2 separate regions of the Homo sapiens genome follow, and region 2 is linked to region 1. Evidence: read pairs that join two places in POLR2A ChIA-PET (ENCODE). Cell type or tissue: MCF 10A. All regions are shown on one strand. Each heading gives the region's core, and the rest is flanking DNA. Links, peaks and the distances in the headings are about the cores only.

Region 1 (4,394 bases), core at 144-4,143:
GCCTGTAATCTCAGCACTTTGGGAGGCCGAGGAGGGCAGATCACGAGGTCAAGAGATCGAGACCCTCCTGGCCAACATGGAGAAACCCCGTCTCTACTAAAAATACAAAATAAGTTCAAGCAATTCTCCTGCCTCAGCCTCCCGAGTAGCTGGGACTACAGGTGCATGGCACCATGTCCAGCTAATTTTTTGTATTTGTAGTAGAGATGGGGTTTCACCATATTGGCCAGGATGGTCTCCATTTCTTTACCTCGTGCTCCACCTGCCTCAGCCTCCCAAAGAGCTGGGATTACAGGTGTGAGCCATCCTGCCTGGCCCATTATTGTCTTTTTGAGATGTTACTCTGCAATATTTATCTAAATGGGTGCTGGACAGAGTATTTACTGTTTTGGAAAATAAATGGTTGGATATATGAATTCAGTGATTAAGAGTATGAAATTTGTAGTAAGAGAGATGTGTTCATATTCAAAATCTGCCACAGTTGAGACCTTGAAAAAGCTACTTGACATTTCTCAGCCTCAGTTTATTGAACTATAAGATGAAAATAATATCAGGGCAGGGTATGGTGGCTCATGCCTGTAATCCTAGCACTTTGGGAGGCTGAGGCAGGTGGATCAGGAGCTTGAGACCAACCTAGCCAACATGACGAAACCCTGTCTCTACTAAAAGGACAAAAATTAGCCGGGTGTGTTGGCGCACACCTGTAGTCCTAGCTACTTAGATGGCTGAGGCAAGAGAATTGCTTGAACCCAGGAGGCGGAGGTTGCAGTGAGCTGAGATCACACTCCTGCACACTGCACTCCAGCCTGCGTGACAGAGCAAGACTCTGTCTAAAACAAACAAACAAACAAACAAAAAAACAAAATAATTATTAGAAAATTACCTTAACTTTTGTGGTAAAAAAATTTAAGCACATAATTGAAAATATTTCACATTGTTAATTTAAATGTAGGCTTTCCTTATTCTAATAATTATCCAAATCAGCTATAATCAGGTGCTGTATCAAAGAGTCACTCCAGCCTGGGCAACAAAGCAATACCTTTCTTTACAAAAAATAAAAAAAATAAAAATTAGCCAGGCGTGGTGGCATGCACCTGGAGTCTCAGCTACTTGGGAGGGTGAGGTGGGAGGATCACTTGAGCCCAGGAGTTTGAGGCTGCAGTGAGCTGTAATTGAGTCACTGCACTCTGACATGGGCAATATAGAACAAGAAAAAAAAAATTCACAACTGCCATTTGGAAAGTTCCATTTACTATATATTTTCATATTCCTAAATTGCTTTTTAGCAGTTTACTATTGTGTACTAAATTGTGGCCTAAAGTCATGTTTTTCTATGGCTAATAATAAATAACAATTTTAGACAGTTATTTAAACAAAATGGCTACCTCCAAACAAACTATCACAACTTTTTTTTGGGAGTTACAGTAGAACCGCATAAAACCTAATACTAATGGAATAATGTTAAATGATAAATAAATAAAGGACAAATTGATTTTTAAAAATACAAACAAATGCCGGGTGCTGTGGCTCACGCCTGTAATCCCAGCACTTTGGGAGGCTGAGGTAGGCAGATCACGAGGTCAAGAGATCAAGACCATCCTGACCAACATGGTGAAACCCTGTCTCTACTAAAATTACAAATATTAGCTGTGTGTGGTGGCATGCACCTGTAGTCCCAGCTACTTGGGAGGCTGAGGTAGGAGAATTGCTTGAACCTGGGAGGCGGAGGTTGCAGTGAGCCGAGATCACGCCACTGCACTCCAGCCTGGCAACAGAGAGATTCTGTCTCAAAAACAAACAAACAAAAAAACAAACACCATATATATAAAAAAAATCTGTAGATTTCCATCATGATGTAATTTAATGAGATAATCTGGTGAGGAAAAGAAAAAAGTCTGTATGTTTATTTCAGTCAAAAGGATTTATTTTATTCTTGGGTGGCCTGTTTATATTTTATCATGCATTCATTTTAACTGTTGAGAATACAGTGCAATGAAATATATTCCGTCAAAAGAAGAATCTAAATTGTCTCTTTAAAACAGCCTTACGATCATGACAAATCTAGTCAGAAGTTACTTCAGTGAGATGCCAGAAAGGTCTGGGCTCATGAGCAAACCCCAGGGCGTCTTTTCAAAAACTTGTGGGTGAGAAATGAGCTCAACTGGGGCAGGGTGTGGTGTGCTACGTGAAGTCAAGATTTCAGAGAAGACACTGTTCCTCTCTCTCCCTGGGGAGGAACACTGCCAAGGATAGTAAATAGTCTTTTAAAAGTACTTAGACTTTCAACTCTATAAGGAAAAATACTACCTTTAATAGGAATTGTTTTATGTGCCAGGCCCAAAAGGTGGCCTTCCTTTCTTCCTTATTCCCCCTCCCTCCTTCCCTTCTTTCTCTCCTTTGTATGTTTCGAATTTTAATGTTTATAATATCTGTAAAATTAAAAAATAATCTATTTTTTTCTTTTGAAAATCCTAAAAGCTTCAGGTCTTTAACTGATTTTTTTTTTTTTGCTTTTAATCTTTCTTTCATCACAAAAAGGAAAATAAAAAAGGAGTCTCAAGTAACACCAGCTTGGCTACTAAGGGACCCTTTGTGCCCCTGCTGGGTCAGCAAGGCCAATCAGAACAGTTTTATCACATAAGGGGCTGGTATTGTAGGAGGTGCAGGCCTGTCATATTAACTGTCTGTATTTTGTCCCACTTTATAGGCAGAGAAGACAAAATGGAGGCTTTTAAAAACCCTTCAGGGGATCTGGCACAGTGGCTAACACCTGTAATCCCAGCACTTTGGGAGGCTGAGGTTGCAGTGAGTCGAGATCACACCACTGGACTCCAGCCTGGGCAACAGAGTGAGACTCTGTTTCAAAAAAGAAAAAACGAAAAAAAAAAACAAGAAAAAGAAAAACCCTTCAAGGACTCCTCACTGCCCTCAGGACAAATTCTAAGCTCCAGTGTGGCTGGAGTCTGGTGAATCAGGGCAGGCTATGGAGAACATAAAAGGGAGAAGTTAGAGAAGGAGCAGGCCAGGTGGAGTGGGACAGCATAGATGACCTTGTGGGTCATTTGATGATTTTGCATTTTATTCTGGTTGAGATAGGAAGCCATCAGAGTGTTTTGAGCACAAGGGTAATATAAATCCACAGATCATCATTCTGGCTATTGTATTGAGAATGGCTTTAAGAAGGGCAAGGGGGCCAGGTGTGGTCGTTGACGCCTGTAATCCCAGCACTTTGGGGGGCTGAAGCTGGAAGATCACTTGAGCCCAAGAGTTCGAAACGAGCCTGGGCAACAGTGAGACCCCATCTCAATTTTTTAAAAAAAAAGGAAGAAAGAAAAGAAAAGATAAAAACAAGGGCAAGGGTAGCAGCAAGACTCGTTTGGAGGCCGTTATGTAATCCAGGTAAGAAATGATGATGGGAGAAAGTGATATTGAGAATTGGTCAGATTCTAGATGTACTTTGAACATAGAGCCTATGGGATTTGCTGTAGATTGGATCTGGTATGAGAAAAAGGAGTGAAGGATGACCCTAAGATTTTTTTTTTTTTTTTTTTTTGAGACGTAATCTCGCTCTCTCGCCCATGCTGGAGTGCAGTGGCGCAATCTCGGCTCAATGCAAGCTCCGCCTCCCAGGTTCACGCCAGTCTCCTGCCTCAGCCTCCCCAGCAGCTGGGACTACAGGCACACACTGCCACGCCCAGCTAATTTTTTAATTTTTAGTAGAGACGGGGTTTCTCTGTGTTAGCCAGGATGATCTCGATCTCCTGACCTTGTGATCCTCCCGCCTCGGCCTCCCAAAGTGCTGGGATTACAGGCGTGAGCCACCGCGCCCGGCCGACTCTAAGATTTTTGGCCTGAGAAACCATAGAGATAGGGAAGACTGAGGGAGGGAAGCAGGTAGTTTTGGAGGTGTATAGGAATCATTTGGGAATTCAGTTAAAGACATGTTAATTGTGTAAGTAAGTATTCAAGGCCGGGCATGGTGGTTTACACTTGTAATCCCAGCACTTTGAGAGGATGAGGCAGGTGGATCACTTGAGACCAGCCTGGGCAACATGGCGAGACCCCGTCTCAATTAAATTTTAAAAAATTAAATAATTCAAGCCCCAGAACGATGTCCTTGAGTGGGCATGAAAGGATGGGATCTAGCACACAGGTAGAGGGGTTGAACCATGGACAGTTTATCCTAAGCACATAGAGATAAGATAAAAATATGGGTGCAGATACAAGTACATGGGAGGGTGTGGTGGTGGGAACTTGTAAAAGTTCTCTTCTGATTGCTTTTGTTTTCTCAATGAAAGAAGCAAGGTTATCTGTTGAGAGTGAGCATGGGGGAGAAGATTATAGAGGCCTGAAGAAAAAAAAAAGATGTGAAATAGTCATCTAGGAGGATGGTA
Region 2 (4,394 bases), core at 220-4,219, 130 kb after region 1:
GAAATCCTGAAGGAGGAGAAAATATGTTATGTATCATTTATCTCCAGAGTCTAGCTCATTCAGGCACATGCTAAGTTCTCAGCTAATGTCTGTTGAACGAACTAAAAGAATAGGCACACTTTTATAGCTTATTAAGCTCAAACATAGACTCCAAAGCAAAATCTCATCATTGCCTCTTGCACATTTTGGAAACAACAGCAATAATAGTTACCATTTCTTGAGAACCTACTGTGTGCAAGGCACAGTGCCAAATACTTTGGGGGAGCCAGTGATTTTATGTGCAATGTTTTTAAAAGTCCCTGGAGTTAAAAAATTCCTAGGAGGTAAATATTATCCACCCCTTCCACAGATGACGGAAGTGAGGCTCACTAAGGATAAGTAACCTGCCAAGTTGCACAGCTAGAAAGTAGAGAGCTGAAACAGGAACTCAAAGCCTGGGCTCCGAACAAGCACGCCCTGCAGACTTCCCTTCCCTGTGATGCCCCATGCTCAGTTTTCTATTTTCTTTATAGTGGAAAAGTCAATGCCCTTCCTATGAGAAATAAAAGGGTTTAAAGTGGTCAAAAGGAAACAGTGTTTCCTCTGTGCTCACGGGGTTTTGGCCAATCACAGAGGGTGAACCAAAAACAATATTATGCGAGATGTGGCCAGTTTGGGTTGATTCCAGCTTTGGATGCTGTGAGCTGGATCCCAGGAGCACACGAGGAAAAACGATAATAGCATACTTGAGATCCAAGCCCATGTTGGGGTGAGGATAGAGGTTTTGCTTTCCTCAAACTATTGCATTTTTCTTTTCCTCCCTAAGGGTCCGGGCAGGATGCTTCCTACCCCAGGGGGCCACTTCCAAATGCTGCTCTGTCACTTGGTGGAAAACTTCAAATTTACTGAGGGTTTACTGTGGAAGACTTAGTCAAGAGGGCAAGTACCCTATATCTCCAGATTGCTTTGCACATGTTGGCATTCAATTAATATTTTATTTGTCAATGGATTTAATAGCTGATTACAGTTTGCAATGCTCTACTCATGGATAAATCAGTTGATCTTCTCAGGCTTCTTATGCCTTTTCCCAGTGGATTTTTCATTGTCGTGGATAACCCCAGGAAAAAGAGGAGGCACAGAGGAACCTCTCTTACATGAATAGGTGGGGGGATGCAAGGGAGGACTTCTAGCTTTTCTTCTCCTGACTTTTCTACATTCCCCAGGTTGAGTGACTCGTCTCCATCTTTTAATTTAGCATCTTGGAACTGAACAGCACCTCCCAAGCAACCCTCACCTGGGAACCAGGCAGAAACAAGTGAAAATGTGGAGGAGGTGTTTATGAATTTTTGGGCAGTCAGTGATTTCAGGGATCCAGGAAGTTATTCTACTTTCTAAACCACTTCCCCACCTGCTGGATATGAATGTAACTCCCTCAGCTTTCAGCTTTCACATCTACTTTATATACAATTCTATACTGCCTCTCCCATTTTATATTATTTATACCTATGTGCTGGGACTTGAGCAAAGGTTTTTTTATTTTTTATTTTTTTTTATTTTTTAAACTTTGTACAAGGGAAGCCATAAAGAATTTGGGCAACTTGTAGGGAAGAGGGAGAGTGAATTTGGTGAAACCGAAAGTCAGTAAAGGTCACATGGGAGATGCTGAGCTCTGCAGACAGATCTTTCAACGTGAAGCAGCAGTGAAGAACATGGCTCTGGAGTCAAACTGGCTGAGCTAAAGAGTTGACTTTGTTACCTACTAGTTACCTATTGGTAGTTACCTACTAGTTATCTACTAGTTACCTACCTCTGTTACCTACTAGTGTGACCTTGGGCAGGTTAAGTAACTTTTTGAACTTAGTTTACTGATACATAAATTAGTGATAATAATAATTCCTGTCTCATAAAGTTACCGTGAAGATTAAGTGAGGCAATGTATGTGGAGTGTTAAAACAGTGCATGACGCAGAGTAAACACGTTAAAATGAGCTGTTATTAATATTTGGTTGCTAAAGGTCTGTCCTACCTGATGTGTCTATCTCTTTCAAATACATCCTCTGGGATTTAGCACTAGAAACAGTCTTGCAGAAAGTTAGAGCAGGGAGGAACCCTCAAGATCATCTAATCCAAAGTCCTCTTTTGTAAATGAGGAATCACTGGCCCAAGGTCACGGAGTAAGTCACTGAGTAATCCCTCTGGTCTGTTGCCCAGAATGCATTCCTTCCCACAAATCTGGCCATGCTTGTCCTGGAGGGCAGATAGACTAGCCTTCCCCAGGTAACCTTGTATCTTCCCGTAAAACCGTCTGTCCTCACAAAGTGGCACAATTTCTAAGGCTCCCTCGGGCAACAAAGTAGGTTGTGTTCAGAGACCAGTGAGGTGGAGAAACTGCCCAGCCACTGAACTCCAGGCTGGACTTGGTGAGTGGCACTCAGTGGAGTCAGAGTCCTGGAGACCTGCACATCAGGGAGAGGGTCCTGAAGAGGTCTTGAAATAATTTGACATGGAAAGAGAAAATACAAATTTTCAGAGACACAGATAAGCATCATATTTTTAAGCCAAGAACTCAGTTATATTTTTGACAGTGTGGTGTCTACAGTACTAAGGCATGTTCTTACAAGAGTGACACTCACTAGCTCTTTTTTTTTTTTAACTTTCATTTTAGTTTCAGTGGTATCTGTGCAGGTTTGTCATATAGTAATGGGGATTTGGTGTACAGGTAATTTTGTCACCTGGGTAATAAGCACAGTACCCAATAGGTTTTTTTTTTCTGATTCTCTCCCTCCTCCCACTGACCATCCTCAAGTAGGCCCCAGAGTCTGTTGTTCCACTCCTAGCATCCGTGTGTTTTCCTTGTTTAGCTCCTACTTGTAAGTGAGAACATGCGATATTTGGTTTTCTGTTCCTGTGTTAATTTGCTTAGGATAATGAGATCATGTTCTCTGACATGGAAAGAGAAACACACAAATTTTCAGAGACACAGATGACCATCATATTTTTAAGTCAAGAACTCAGTTATATTTTTGACAGTATGGAGCCTCCAGCTCCATCCATGTTGCTGCAAAGGACATGATCTCATTCTTTTTTATGGCTGCATAGTATTCCATGGTGTGTATGTACTATGTTTTCTTTATTCAGTCTACCATTAATGGGCATTTAGTTTGATTCCATGTCTTTGCTATTGTGGATAGTGCTGCAATGAACATGTGTCTTTATGGTAGAACAATTTATAGCCCTTTGGGTATATACCCAATAATAAGATTGCTGGGTCAAACGGTAATTCTCCTTTTAGTTCTTTGAGGAATCACCACACTGCCTTCCACAATCGCTGAACTAATTTGCACTCCCACCAGCAGATTATGTGTTTTTTTTTCAACCTTGCCAACATCTGTTTTGTTTTGTTTTTTAATAATAGCTATTCTGATGAGTATGAGATGGTATCTTATTATGGTTTTGATTTGCAGTGCTCTAATGATTAGTGATGTCAAGTATTTTTTTCGTATGCCTGTTGGCCGCATGTACGTCTTTTTTTGAAAATGTCTGTTCATGTTCTTTGCCCACTTTTTAATGGGGTTGTTTGGTTTTTCCTTGTAAATTTGTTCAAGTTCCTTATAGATTCTGGACATTAAGTCTTTGTCTGTTGTTCCCCTCCTAGTTTGCAAATATTTTCTCCCATTCTGTAGGTTATTTACTGTTAATAGTATCTTTTGCTGTGCAAAATCTTTTTAATTAGTTCTCATTGGTAAATTTCTGTTTTTGTTGCAATTGCTTTTGGTGTCTTCATCACGAAATCTTTGCCAAGTCCTATGTCCAGAATGGTATTTCCTAGGTTATCTTCCAAAGTTTCTATGGTTTTAGGTTTTACATTTAAGTCTTTAATCCATCTTGAGTTGATTTTCGTATGTGGTATATAAGATAGGGGTCCAGTTTCAATCTTCTGCATATGGCTAGCCAGCTATCTCAATATCATTTATTGAATGGAGAGTCCTTTTCCTAGTGCTTGGTTTTGTTGATTTTGTTGAAGATCAGATGGTTGTAAGTATGCAGCATTATTTCTGGGCTCTCTATTCAATTACATTGGTCTATATGTCTGTTTCTGTATCAGCACCATGCTGTTTTGGTTACTACAGCCCTGCAGTATACTTTGAAGTTAAGTCGAGTAACATGATACCTCCTGGTTTGTTCAGCTCATTTCTTTCTTGTTGAAGACTTCAGTTCAATGGCCTTAGTCATCTTTGGAATGGCATTTAGGATTCAGTTCAATGACCTTAGTCATCTTTAGAATGGCATTTAGGAAAATGGACTCCTTTACCAAAAAGGTGAAAAAGAAAATAATATAACCCAACCTTAAAGACTATTTTTTTAAGGGGAGAGGGAGAGGACTTTATTCATAATCCTATCAGCTGAACACATTCC

What was found. Peaks named below come from ENCODE experiments on the same cell type or tissue, not always from the same donor. Only the 100,000 strongest peaks of a DNase experiment are listed, where the experiment ranks them.
Region 2: POLR2A ChIA-PET joins it to region 1 with 6 read pairs; 2 of 35 experiments call an interaction of 5 or more read pairs at or near these places.

What each region holds. Positions count from the first base shown.
Region 1 is chr1:162,546,245-162,550,638 of GRCh38, forward strand. No RefSeq gene overlaps it. Among named protein-coding and RNA genes, the nearest start is that of UAP1-DT, 13 kb to the right of the region's middle. In MCF 10A, for the core only: no CTCF peak of the experiment used is centred there; a DNase peak (open chromatin) is centred at 2,147.
Region 2 is chr1:162,676,429-162,680,822 of GRCh38, forward strand. All of the region lies in intron 2 of DDR2 (discoidin domain receptor tyrosine kinase 2), which reads left to right. Among named protein-coding and RNA genes, the nearest start is that of DDR2, 46 kb to the left of the region's middle. In MCF 10A, for the core only: no CTCF peak of the experiment used is centred there; a DNase peak (open chromatin) is centred at 2,203.